Linked DNA regions of Mus musculus: region 1 is linked to region 2. The links are chromatin loops, found by intact Hi-C in ENCODE. Cell type or tissue: left cerebral cortex. All regions are shown on one strand. Each heading gives the region's core, and the rest is flanking DNA. Links, peaks and the distances in the headings are about the cores only.

Region 1 (5,539 bases), core at 349-5,348, 95 kb after region 2:
CCATCTTCCCTCCTTTGTGGATAACAGGGAATGGTATTGTTACAGGGGACTGAGAAGGTGTATATATGTACATACCTGTGGTATAGGCTTGGGAGGTGGAGACAGGAGGATCAGAATGTAATCAAGATCGTCCTCCTCTGGATAGTGTGTTGGATTCTAGCCTGAGCTACATGAGACCTCATCTGAAAACAAAACAAAAACCCAAATAAACCAAACCAAACCAAAAAACAAACAAACAAACAAACAACAAACAGTGGCTGGAAAGATGGCTCAGCAGGTAAGAGTGCTCACTGTCCTTTCAGAGAGCTTGAGTTCTGTCTCTGATGCTCATATAGAATGGTTCACAACCACCTGCAGCTCCTGCTCCAGCTTCAGCAGATCCAGTCAATGCCCTCTTCTGACCTCCAAGAGTATATGCATTCATGTGGTATATACCCACACCCATACATAGAAACAATAGTAAAGGAAAAACCCAAATCGACAAACAAACAAACCCAAACAACATAAAAGAGCATAACGGAATTCATTCAGGATATATACATGGCCTAACATTTATTTTCAAATAGAATGTATGTAATAAAAATAAATATCAAAATAGAGGGCATATATATCACATAGAACCTTTCTAGGGAGCATCCTTCTCAGGACGTCACGACTGTCAAATCACATGGTCCTCTCTAGTGTTAGCTATTGTCCCCCTTTACAGACGGACACAGAGAAGACATTTGTCCCGGGTCCCACAGGGTGTAAATGGCAGAGCCAAGAGTCAGCTCTGGCTTCTGACTCTGCAAGCCAGGAGTCACCCACCTTGCACCTGTCCAGGGGCGGCACACCGTGGCTCTCGCTCTGCTCCAAAGCAGCACCCTGGCAGCCATGGCTGCACGCCTCCTTTTCCTTAGGCACTTCTCAGCTAACCATCAGCAGGCATATCTTGTCTGCTCTTTGTCTGACCCTGTTCAGGTTGTTGCCAATCCCGGAGCACTTTGTCCTTTTTAATAATGTCGTCCTGAGGTCAACTTTGCCTCCTCCCATTGCCACATCAGCCTTTGTGTGTGTGTGTGTGTGTGTGTGTGTGTGTGTACAGCTCTCTCCAAGAGCCCCGTCTCTGTGCCAGTTGTTACAGTTGCTTTAAACACTCGGATGTATCATGTTTTCCACGCTTATGTTGAAGCAGGACACGTGTCTCTTCCTCTGAGTGCTAAAGGCCAGGGATGAACATAATAGACAGTAGTAACCTCACCTTTCCAGAAACACTGAGCTAGAAGAGCAGGTCCACTTGCCCTTTGGCATTGACTCCTCCCTCCCAGTACGAAGAGGGCACAATGTGACAGGTGGTGAATATCCATCCATTTGTGTACTTAGACAAGTGCCTACTATCTCCTTAGGCCCCGTGATAAGTGACGAGGATATCTTGAGCCATCAGACGCTCACTCAGTCACCACCGCAGTTAGGGCTTTCCACGCATCTCGGACTGATGGTCCCCAGCATTCTGACTGCAGATGTATTAAAGGCCAGGAGAAGCGCTGTGCCAGGGAACTGAAGCTGACAGAGGGCAGTGGCCAGGAGTGGCAGGCAGCCAGAAGTAAACAAGGAAGACCAGACTCTAGACACACGTGCCACAGCCACTGCGGAGTCTGGGTGAGGTCGCCCATGCCACATGGGCACAAGCATGGAGTAGGTGACCAGTGGAGCCTCCTCAGGAGTGGAGTTGGTTTGGGATTGGAGCTGGCACACTTGCGAGTCAGAACTCTAGGGGTTCAGCGCCGAGATGCTGGTGTCTGCCTTCCGATCCTGGCACTGTTGTTCATGTGTGTCACCTTGAGCAAGTCCCTTAACCTCCTCAGAGCTCACTTTCTCATCAATGAAACGAGTTTCCAATAACCTCAGGGTTAAGTGCCTGGACAGCTTCCTAGAGCAGTGGCGAGCACAGAAAAATATCCGGGAGAGGAGACTGTGAACCACGCTGCTCACACTTCGTGGGGTCCTCCGGCCTCCCCGGGGTCTTAGCATCCGCCAATCTTTTCCAAGGAACCCAGTCCTAGCCTATTAAGGGCGCGCCCTGCTTTGATAGATTTATTTGCTTGCTTGGGCGGAGCTTGGAGCACAACGAGGAGGAGGCGGCCGCGGAGGCGGAGAGCGCAGAGAAAGGGAAGCCACCCGGGGGCAGCAGGCGAGACAGGCGGGGCCGGGGAGGAGTCAAAGCGGGTTCCAGGGGCCGGGCGCTGAGCGCAACGAGTGCCTTGGGCGGCGGAGACAAGGGCGGGGGCGACGCTTGGCGGCCAATGGAGCACGGCGCTACCGCAAGGGCGGTGCAGGAACCCCGGCCGCTGACAGTCAAAGTCGCCAACTCCGCCCTCGTACCCGCGGGATCCCGGAGCCGGAGCCCGAGCCCGAGCGGGGCCGAGGCCGCCCAAGGCGCGCTGCGAGCGAGCGAATATGGCAGCAGAATGAGGAGCCTGGCGCCGGGTGGTGTCCGCCGCTGCGGTGCTGCTGCTCGGGATCGGCGCCTGGTACACTACGAGCCTCATCCTTAGTCGGCCTCCGGGTGGCCTCTGGGTTCCATTCGTTACCAAGGACTTGGGGAAAAAGAAGATCCGCAGCCCACAGAGGGTGGTGAAGCGGGAGCGCCATCCGGGAGAGAGATTCTGCCGGGATGAGCCGGCCATGGGGCGGCCTCCGCGGGGCGCACGGAGCCGGCCGGCGCTGCGGCGGGAGCGCTGCCTGAGCCCGGGCTCCACGGGGCTTCGGGGCCTCGTGCGTCCTGGCGGAGTCCCTGCCGCTGTCTCCGGGAAGGACACGAGCCCCGAGTGGCGGGCACTGCAGCAGTCACCGCGCTGAGGCTCCCGGAGCCTGCAGGGTCTGTGGTTCGGTGCGCTGTCACGCCACCGCACTCGGGCGCCTTGCCCGGGGCTCGGCGGCTAGCGCAGCGCAGCGAGGTCGGTCGAGGAGCCGGGGACTGCGGGACCGGCCGGAGAGGCGTGTGCGCCGGTGTTCGACTGGAGATCCCGGCAGCAGCAGAACCGGGCGGACCTGAGCAGCCATGCTTCCCGGGGTGGGCGTGTTCGGCACCAGCCTCACAGCCCGAGTCATCATCCCGCTGCTGAAAGATGAGGGCTTCGCGGTGAAGGCGCTGTGGGGCCGCACGCAGGAAGAAGCCGAGGAGCTGGCCAAGGAGATGAGCGTTCCTTTCTACACCAGCCGCATCGACGAGGTGCTCCTGCACCAGGATGTGGACTTGGTGTGCATCAACCTGCCGCCGCCGCTCACTAGGCAGATCGCTGTCAAAACCCTGGGTGAGCGACCCCTCCCCCAGCCCTCTCTTCTTTAGCTCGGCTCTTCGCTTCTCTCCAATTGGACATATCCCAGGAATCCCAAACCCAAGCTTGTTAGTCCCAGCTTTCCCCTTTCCAGTCGGTGGCCTCCCCCACCTCCACGCTTCGCTCCTGATACCAGCTGGAAGCGCATCCCCACGTGTGTGGTGCGGAGGCTAGAATAGGCTTGGATTCTAGGTATAGGAACCGAATGGGTCAGATACAGAAGACCGGTTGCTGTTCCAGGAGGGAAACTCGGTACCCAGCTGTATACGTTAGTTAGTGCTCTGGTGTGTGGGTGCGCGTGCGTCTGGAAAAGGAGAGCGCGTGGCCAGGAACCCTTGAATAAAGGGCCGCACACGTGGTGGCAGGGTTTTTCCTGGGTGTACCTGTTTGTGAGCAGCTGTGGCACCCAGTTTGGATCGTTTTGTTTCCCTCCACAGTAAGTGAGTTTACTGTGAGATTAGAGAACTGACAGCTGGCTGGAATTATCTCTTCTGCTCTGGAAGGAAGCAAGTGAGAGTGGGCGGGTCTATCAGAACACTCTCAGATGTGTCAGAGGTTAGTAAAGATTGTAATTTAACCTTTGGGCACAGTCTCCCAGGAGTGGGTGTCTACTCTAGTTGAGAATTATATACCTTGTATTCTTCCGAGATGAAAATTGTGGTTTCAAAGGCAAGGATGCTTTGTGTGTGTGGAGGGGGCCGGGGTGGGAGGGGGAAGCCAGACGCTGCAGTTTCCTTTGGAAACGTGCGATGGCACCTCCGTATTTTGCCTCGGGAATATTCCAGAGACACATTGTGTTTACAAGCAGGCTGGGGCTTCTTTCTGGGCTCAAACGAGTGTCTTGAGCAAGTCTGTTCATCAGCAGTTCCCTTCCATACCTAAACCAACCACGCTCGGCTATTCCCAGGCGTTTCATACTTACCCTTGGAAGCCAGGGTTACTGAAGTGGAGAAAAAGCTCCTAACAAACTAGGTTGGAGAAATTCTAACGTAGGGGCTACCGGTCTTTTCTTTACTGTATTTAATGTATTAAGCTTCTGGCTTTTGGAGCCTGGCTTCTTTAGTTTTGAACTGAATTCTATTGACTTTTAGCCAATGTTTCTTTTCTGTTTCACTGCTAGTTTATACTAGTTGTTTACACTGGATTTGTTTGTCAAGTAGGCGATTAAAAAGTTAGAGTATAAAACCTATTAGGGCAATTTCTATACCATGGGTTCCTCTTAAGCCCCATCTATGCTAAAGGCTTGGGTCTGGTCCGATTTGAAAGCTTGTTGGAGCATTCTTCTCCCCTCTCCGGTGGCATCTCTATAGGACAGGCCCTTGGAGCAACCCCACAACAGGGGGATACCAATTACAGAGCAAGAATGCTCTGATGGTCTCTGGTACTTACTATCATTGTTGTTTGGGGCGGGGTCTCGTGTATCCTAGGCTGTCCTTCAACTCCCTGCTTAGCTGAGGGCGGCCTTGAACTTCTGATCCTCCTGACTCTACTTCCTGAGTGCTGAGATTCCATCCCTAGTTTATTTGGTTCTGGGGATCAGACCCAGGGCTTCTTGCCTGTTAGGCAACTACTTCACTGATTGAGCCACACTTCCAGCCTTTATCTCATACTTTGGCCGCCGAAGCGTTTAGGGATGTGGACCATTGTTATACTTTTCTGGATACTTCTGTGATGGTGGTGGCGGCAGTGGTGATGATGTTGCCTGTGTGAGGACTTGGGGTGTTGCACCATGGTAGAATACCTGACTGGTAGGCACGGGCATCTGGTTTCAACTCTCAGCACTGGAGAAGAGAATCCATATAAGTTCTTGTTTTGTACTGACAGGGCTGAAGTTAGTTCCTCTTCAGAGCAAAAGCATGGGAGGCTCTGTTAGCTAGGTTTACCAAGTGTGAGAAGGGAACAGCCCTGGGCTTATCCTTTCACCGTGGGCTGTAGGCATTCTTCCTTTCCTTTTGAGTTTGTTTGCCCGAGATTCAAGGCAGTCCGTGATTATGGGAAATGCAGAGGCACTGGACTGAATTTCAAAATGGTTGCACAGGTGTTAAGACTTCACTGCAGACTTAGGAGGCTTCTTTCGATTGTACCTTCGAGGCTGCTCCTGACTGGCTTCTCAGTCACGGTTAAGAGGTTCTGCACACATAACACAGGAAGTGGAAAACCCCAAACAGTTATCAGGCTGGCCTTGGCTGCTGGAGGTTTGCACATATGAGCGTTTGCCTGGG
Region 2 (5,539 bases), core at 214-5,213:
TCAACGTAAATTAGAGGGTACATGCTTGTTCTCCTGCATAACTCTGTAGTGTATGGTGCTGGGGACAGTCAACCCAAGGTGGCTCCCATACACTACGTACGTACTGTACCACTTGGCCAACATCCTTAACCCAACTTTTTCCGTCCTTAAGGTGGATGGGGTTAGGGTGGTGTCAAACTCAGGGCCTCACAGAAACAAGGCAGGGACTGTACTTTATGACTCCTAACGCCTACATGATCTCACTTTGTTACTATCAAAACTGATACTTTTCTACAAGTAAACCAATACTATCAACTACATGGAAACTGCATCCCACGGGGAAAACGGAACAAAACTCATTACCCGACAGACTGCACTTTCTGTACTTTAACTTTCTTGGAGTTTCTTCCTTTTGCATGCTGTTCACTTTTCTTTTTCAAATTAACTGAAAAAATAAGATCCACTTTGTAAGTAGTATTTATATAAATTAACACCTAATGGAAGTTACTCACTTTGGTGACCACCTATCATGTGAGTACAGGTTTTATTTTGAAGAAAATAGTGGAAAACAGGCTTAAGCCAACTTTGGCCAGGCCTAAGGACCACAAATAACCAAAAATTTCTGCAAGTGCACTTTACCATTACATGAAGTTACTTAACCAAGGACAAGTCATACCTTTTACGTTTTCTGGTGATTTCTTTATGCTGCGGGAGGAAAAAAAAAAAAAACGAAAGATGGGACTGGCAGGCAATAGAGAGTACTCAAAACAAGTATCCAAGATCCTCTCTCGATTTCATGACCCCTGCCCTTAATCTTTCCTCACTGAGCCACACAGCGCTGCCACAACTCCCAGTCATTTGACTAGTATGGAGTGTCCTCAGAACTTAAATTTGAGCACTGTTAATAGAAACTCAGAACTGTTAACTTAGCATTCCAAAGATCAAGTAAAGGCTGGTGCTAGTCTCACAGTATTGAGAAACTAGATTTAGACAACAGTTTGGACCCTGGAGACCAAGGATGAGTTCCAGGTACCTACGGAGTGACTAAACTGCCTGGAAGAGAAAGCACAGAGGCCTGTACAGATGGGAAGTTATGGAGGAGGGAGCGAGAAGAAAGGGTCCACACTTGACCTCGGGTAGGAAAGAGAAGGACCTCACCTAAAAGCACAAACATCTGCTTATATACCTCATGGATTAAAGATCTGAATAATTATGGAAAGTAACCAACAATTTGGAACTACTATTCTGATTTAAAAGAAAAAAGACTTGAGAAGTTAGAATGTTCTAAGGTCAGGTGTGGTGGTGCACACCTTTAATCCCAGCACCAAGAGGCAGAGGCAGGCAAATCTGTGTTTGAGGTCAGCCTGGTCTACAGAGCAAGAGTTACATGACAGTCAGGGCTACTGAAACCCTGTCTAGAAAAACAAAAAGAATGTACCAAGGAGTGAATTCAGCAGGGCGTAAACTCAAGCTTTGGGTTTGAAGCACTGGCAACACGGCTGCTAAACGAAATGAGGAACAGAGAAAGGGGTGGCGGCAGGTAGAGCAAGCTAAAGGAAAGTCTGGGTTTAAGTTCCTGCTGCAACACTAAATGTTCTCAGTCACTTACTTACCATCTATCTTGCTAGACAAAGTTGAGGAACTCCAAAAGCACTGTGTAGCTTTTAAGTTTGGGGAGAATTTCTTAGGGTCTACAGACTTTATGCACGTAGAAACTGCAATACTTACTCGGCCTCTGAAGCTGTAGTTAGCTGCTCTAATACAGCATCTGGAAGCAGCTTTCTTTTCTTTGGGGATAAAGACATTTGATGACAAGTTAAAGTGAGGTACAGGTATGCCTGGAGATAACTTCTAACGTTACTCATTTCGAACAGTCCTGAATTCGGGCCAATCTGTGAATACGTCCCTGCTGCCTCTAAACCGACAACATTAAGACTGGATTTAGAAAGCCCAATACAGGCCGGACATGGTGGCGCACGCCTTTAATCCCAGCACTCAGGAGGCAGAGGCAGGCGGATTTCTGAGTTCGAGGCCAGCCTGGTCTACAAAGTGAGTTCCAGGACAGCCAGGGCTATACAGAGAAACCCTGTCTCGGAAGAAAAAAAAAAAAAAAAAAAAAAAAAAGAAAAGAAAAGAAAGCCCAATACATTCCCTGTCATTTTACCCAAAGTAGCTCAACGTTCAAGTATCCCGGCTACTAACTGAAAGGTATTTAGGTATGGCCACTCGAAATCAGATCTCTGGGGTGCGAAAAAAGAAATCATTAGCTCCAGCCTAGAATTTTAAAAACTCAAGCAAACCTCACCACCTCTGGAAGCCTGTAAGACCTACTGTCAGGGATAGATGAGTGTCAGTGCTTCCACGCCTACTTTGAATTACGGCAGACTCCAAGAAACGCCAATGGCCCTTGCACCTCTCCAGTACCCTATCCTTTAAGGAGCTTTTAGCAAGGGAACTCTAGCCCCGGCCGAGTTTACATAAGCGACAAGTCCCGCGTCCAACCTTCTGTTCGATGAACAGCTCCTCGCGCCGTTTCCTCTTCTCCTTCAACAGCGTTTTATCCCTGGAAGGAAAGGAGTCGGGTCAGCGCCGGCCGAGCCTGGGGAGTCCCGAGGCGCCAACATTCCCGGGCGCTGCACCTGCGAGCACTCGCGCGCACGCGCAGCTCCTCCTCCCGGGCTTCCGCCTGGGCGCTGGCGAAAGTCAGCTCCTCCGGGGCTTCGTCGTCCGCGTCCTCCTCCTCGTCCAGGGGCTCGGCGGCCGCGCCACTGCTAGGCTGCGCGAGCAGCAGGCCGTGCTCCGCCTCCTCCTCCTCCGAGGCCGCCTGGTCCTCGTCCACCATCGCCTCAGCCGGCGCGGGAATACGCGACAAGCGGGGCCGGAGCTGCACCATGGCAAACGGAAAGGCGGCTGTCTGACCCTTGACCCGGAAGCAGCCGTGCGCGGTGCGCGCTCTCTACGCCCTCTGCTGGTTCGGAGGCCGCGAAACGTGCTGAGGCGCGTGCGCGGGAGGGCGGGGCTTTTCATGGCTGAGACGGGGGGGGGGGGTAAGAGGGCGTGGTTTCGTGCTGCTAGGTGTCGCCGCCTTTTTTTTTTTTTTTTTTTTTTTTTCTCCCCCAGGTTGCTTAGATCTATGGAACAGAGGCAAGGGTATAATAAATAACGAAATAAATGACCATCGTTGCTTGTGAGATGCATCCCTGTATGTATTGTGTACGACCCACCCCCATCACCACCCCCACCCCCTCCAACCCTTGCAATCCTCTGCCCATATATTTTTTGGGAATACATGGCCCACGTGATGTCTTTTACCAGCTATACAGTAGGAAATGATTCTTCATTCCCTAATCTATCCGTGCACTTGGATGAGCTGTCCTCTCTGATATGTGTTCCCCTACGCAGAACGGTTGACTTTCAACGTCCCACCCAGAGACCATGGCATGTTTAGTTACACTATTCTCTAAATACTCAAGTCACCTGGCTGTTGCTTCTACCATTCTAAAGTCATTGATTTCTAATGTCACACTATATGTTCGACAAATGGTTAGTTAACATATATACTTCCTACTTCTAAACCTTATCCCCCCCCCCCTCTTGTTTAGAAGCAGTTTCCAATTTAAAAAGAACAAATAAGTGTGGATAAAAAGATCAAAACAAGGCCTGTAGGTGGTGGTGCATGCCTTTCATCCTAGTGGTGCGGGGCAGAGGCAGGAGGAACTCTTGTGAGTCTAGGCCAGCCTGGTCTATGGAGTGAGTTCCAGGAAAGCCAAGGCTACACAGAGAAACCCTGTCTCAGAAACAAAACAAAACAAGAACTGCTAGAGACATCGTAGGCAGAGAAGGATGGGGAGGGTGGCTCTGAAACGTCTGGGCTCGGTCAGATAGAAAATACAAATGAAAAACATTCTCTGAGTCCGGCAGAGTAGTGCACGCCTGAAATCCCAGCACTCGGGAAGCCGAAGCAAGAACATCTTAAAGTCTGGGCCAGCCTGAACTAAAGTGAAACCTATTGCAAGAAAACAAATGTTTGCATCAGCAGACCCCTACAGTAACTAGCATTGAGAGAGGTTAAACTGAAGCCCGGTGACAACCTACCAAAAGCATGTGATGGTCCATACGTGTAGATGCCGCATTAAAGTGTCACAGAGGGCAGGAGAGACGGCTCGGCAGTTAAGAGAACTTCAACTTACTGCTTGCTCTTCCAGAGAACCTTAGTTCAGTTTCTAGTACCTATGTCAAGCAGCACACAACCACTTTTTTTTGTTGTTTTGTTTTGTTTTGTTTTTCGAGACAGGGTTTCTCTGTGTAGCCCTAGCAGTCCTGGAACTCACTTTGTAGACCAGGCTGGCCTTGAACTCAGAAATCCTCCTGTCTCTGCCTCCAGAGTGCTGGGATTAAAGGCGTGCGCCACCACCGCCCGCTACATAACCACTTATGACTAGTTCCAGGGGCTCCAAGGGCTTTGGCCCCTGCAGTACGCATAGCCATTGCATACAGACAGACACACAGACACACACCTTGGAAAGGTATCACTGAAATTATAACTAGCTCCCTAGCTTCAGCTTACCACCTCCAGTGTGACCCTCATGCTGCCTGGCTACTTCTCCAGACTCCCAATTGGTCAGATAATCTATCTCCTTCACGCAAAGGACTTTTAGGATTTGTTACAAATGACTGTCACCTATGGTACACGCAACTCTCCCTTGTTGCCTGCGGTAGATCATTTTAAATGTCAACATGGTTGGACTAACAAACACCTGTGGGGAGCCACGAAGTCCTGAGTAAATGAGTATTGTTGACATGGGTCCAGCCACGTCAGTGTCAAGGACCCTGATGCCCCAGTGGCAAAGCTTTCCCTGGGTCAGGTTCAGGGAAATGGCAAAGGCTTCCTGTGCCAATGTTGGCAGTGTGTGCAAAAACTAGCAAGGGCAGCTCCTTCCTCGTGGGCGACTACAACCTGAAATGGCTCCCCTCCAGTCTTCCCATAGAGACTTCTGAACCCCTATTCCTTCTGCTACCCATAATAAACTTGCTGAGTCCCCGAGTTGCATAGGACGTGGCCTCCATCCAAGTGACGCAACCCACCCGACCCCAGCTTTTCTGCATGCCTTTCTGGCATTTGTTCCGATGTCTGTCACCTCTTCGTTTCCAACTTGCTGTCTTCAGCTTTCCAGTACCCGGCTATGCCGGGTTCGGCAAACACCTAACGCAACAGTGAGGCACACCTTTTCCATGTGCCTGCTGGTTCCCAGAGAGGATTCGCTGAGGAAGAAATACCCTGAATGGGAGGAGCGGACTGTAGTCTTAGGGAACCGGGAAAGCGAATGGAGTACTGGAAGTCCCTGGCTCTGCTTCCTGCGCAGCCGCAGACCAAGCCATTCCCTCCCCCAGGTCTTCCTTGCTGAGATGCCTTCCTCTGAACTGTGAGCCGAGACATGATGGACCTTTCTTTCATTCTTTTAAGTTTTCTCGGGTACTTTGGTCATAGCCACGTAACTAGGGACAGAAACCCAAGATATTAAAGCAAATGGATTTCTGAAGGGGCTGAGGGGAGGCGGAC

Evidence for each region. Peaks named below come from ENCODE experiments on the same cell type or tissue, not always from the same donor. Only the 100,000 strongest peaks of a DNase experiment are listed, where the experiment ranks them.
Region 1: a loop joins it to region 2, with 2.4 times the contacts of the local background. A loop is called at or near these places in 6 of 42 quality-filtered maps.

Annotation. Positions count from the first base shown.
Region 1 is chr13:43,300,999-43,306,537 of GRCm38, reverse strand. Gfod1 (glucose-fructose oxidoreductase domain containing 1) reads left to right here and starts at 2,366. Exons shown (of 2, transcript NM_001033399.4): 1 at 2,366-3,293. The coding sequence starts at 3,041. Gm52047 (a long non-coding RNA gene) reads right to left here and starts at 1,054. Exons shown (of 3, transcript XR_003950636.1): 1 at 808-1,054; 2 at 76-182. In left cerebral cortex, for the core only: CTCF peaks have their summits at 2,052 and 2,251; DNase peaks (open chromatin) are centred at 3,329, 3,339, 3,592, 4,075 and 5 more places; H3K4me3 peaks cover 3,836 bases; H3K27ac peaks cover 3,747 bases.
Region 2 is chr13:43,395,738-43,401,276 of GRCm38, reverse strand. It overlaps Nol7 (nucleolar protein 7), which reads right to left and starts at 2,901. Exons shown (of 8, transcript NM_023554.2): 1 at 2,619-2,901; 2 at 2,482-2,542; 3 at 1,708-1,766; 4 at 656-684; 5 at 343-424. The coding sequence starts at 2,872. In left cerebral cortex, for the core only: a CTCF peak has its summit at 2,931 (motif pointing left); DNase peaks (open chromatin) are centred at 2,690, 2,881, 3,413, 4,470 and 1 more place; H3K4me3 peaks cover 1,592 bases; H3K27ac peaks cover 899 bases.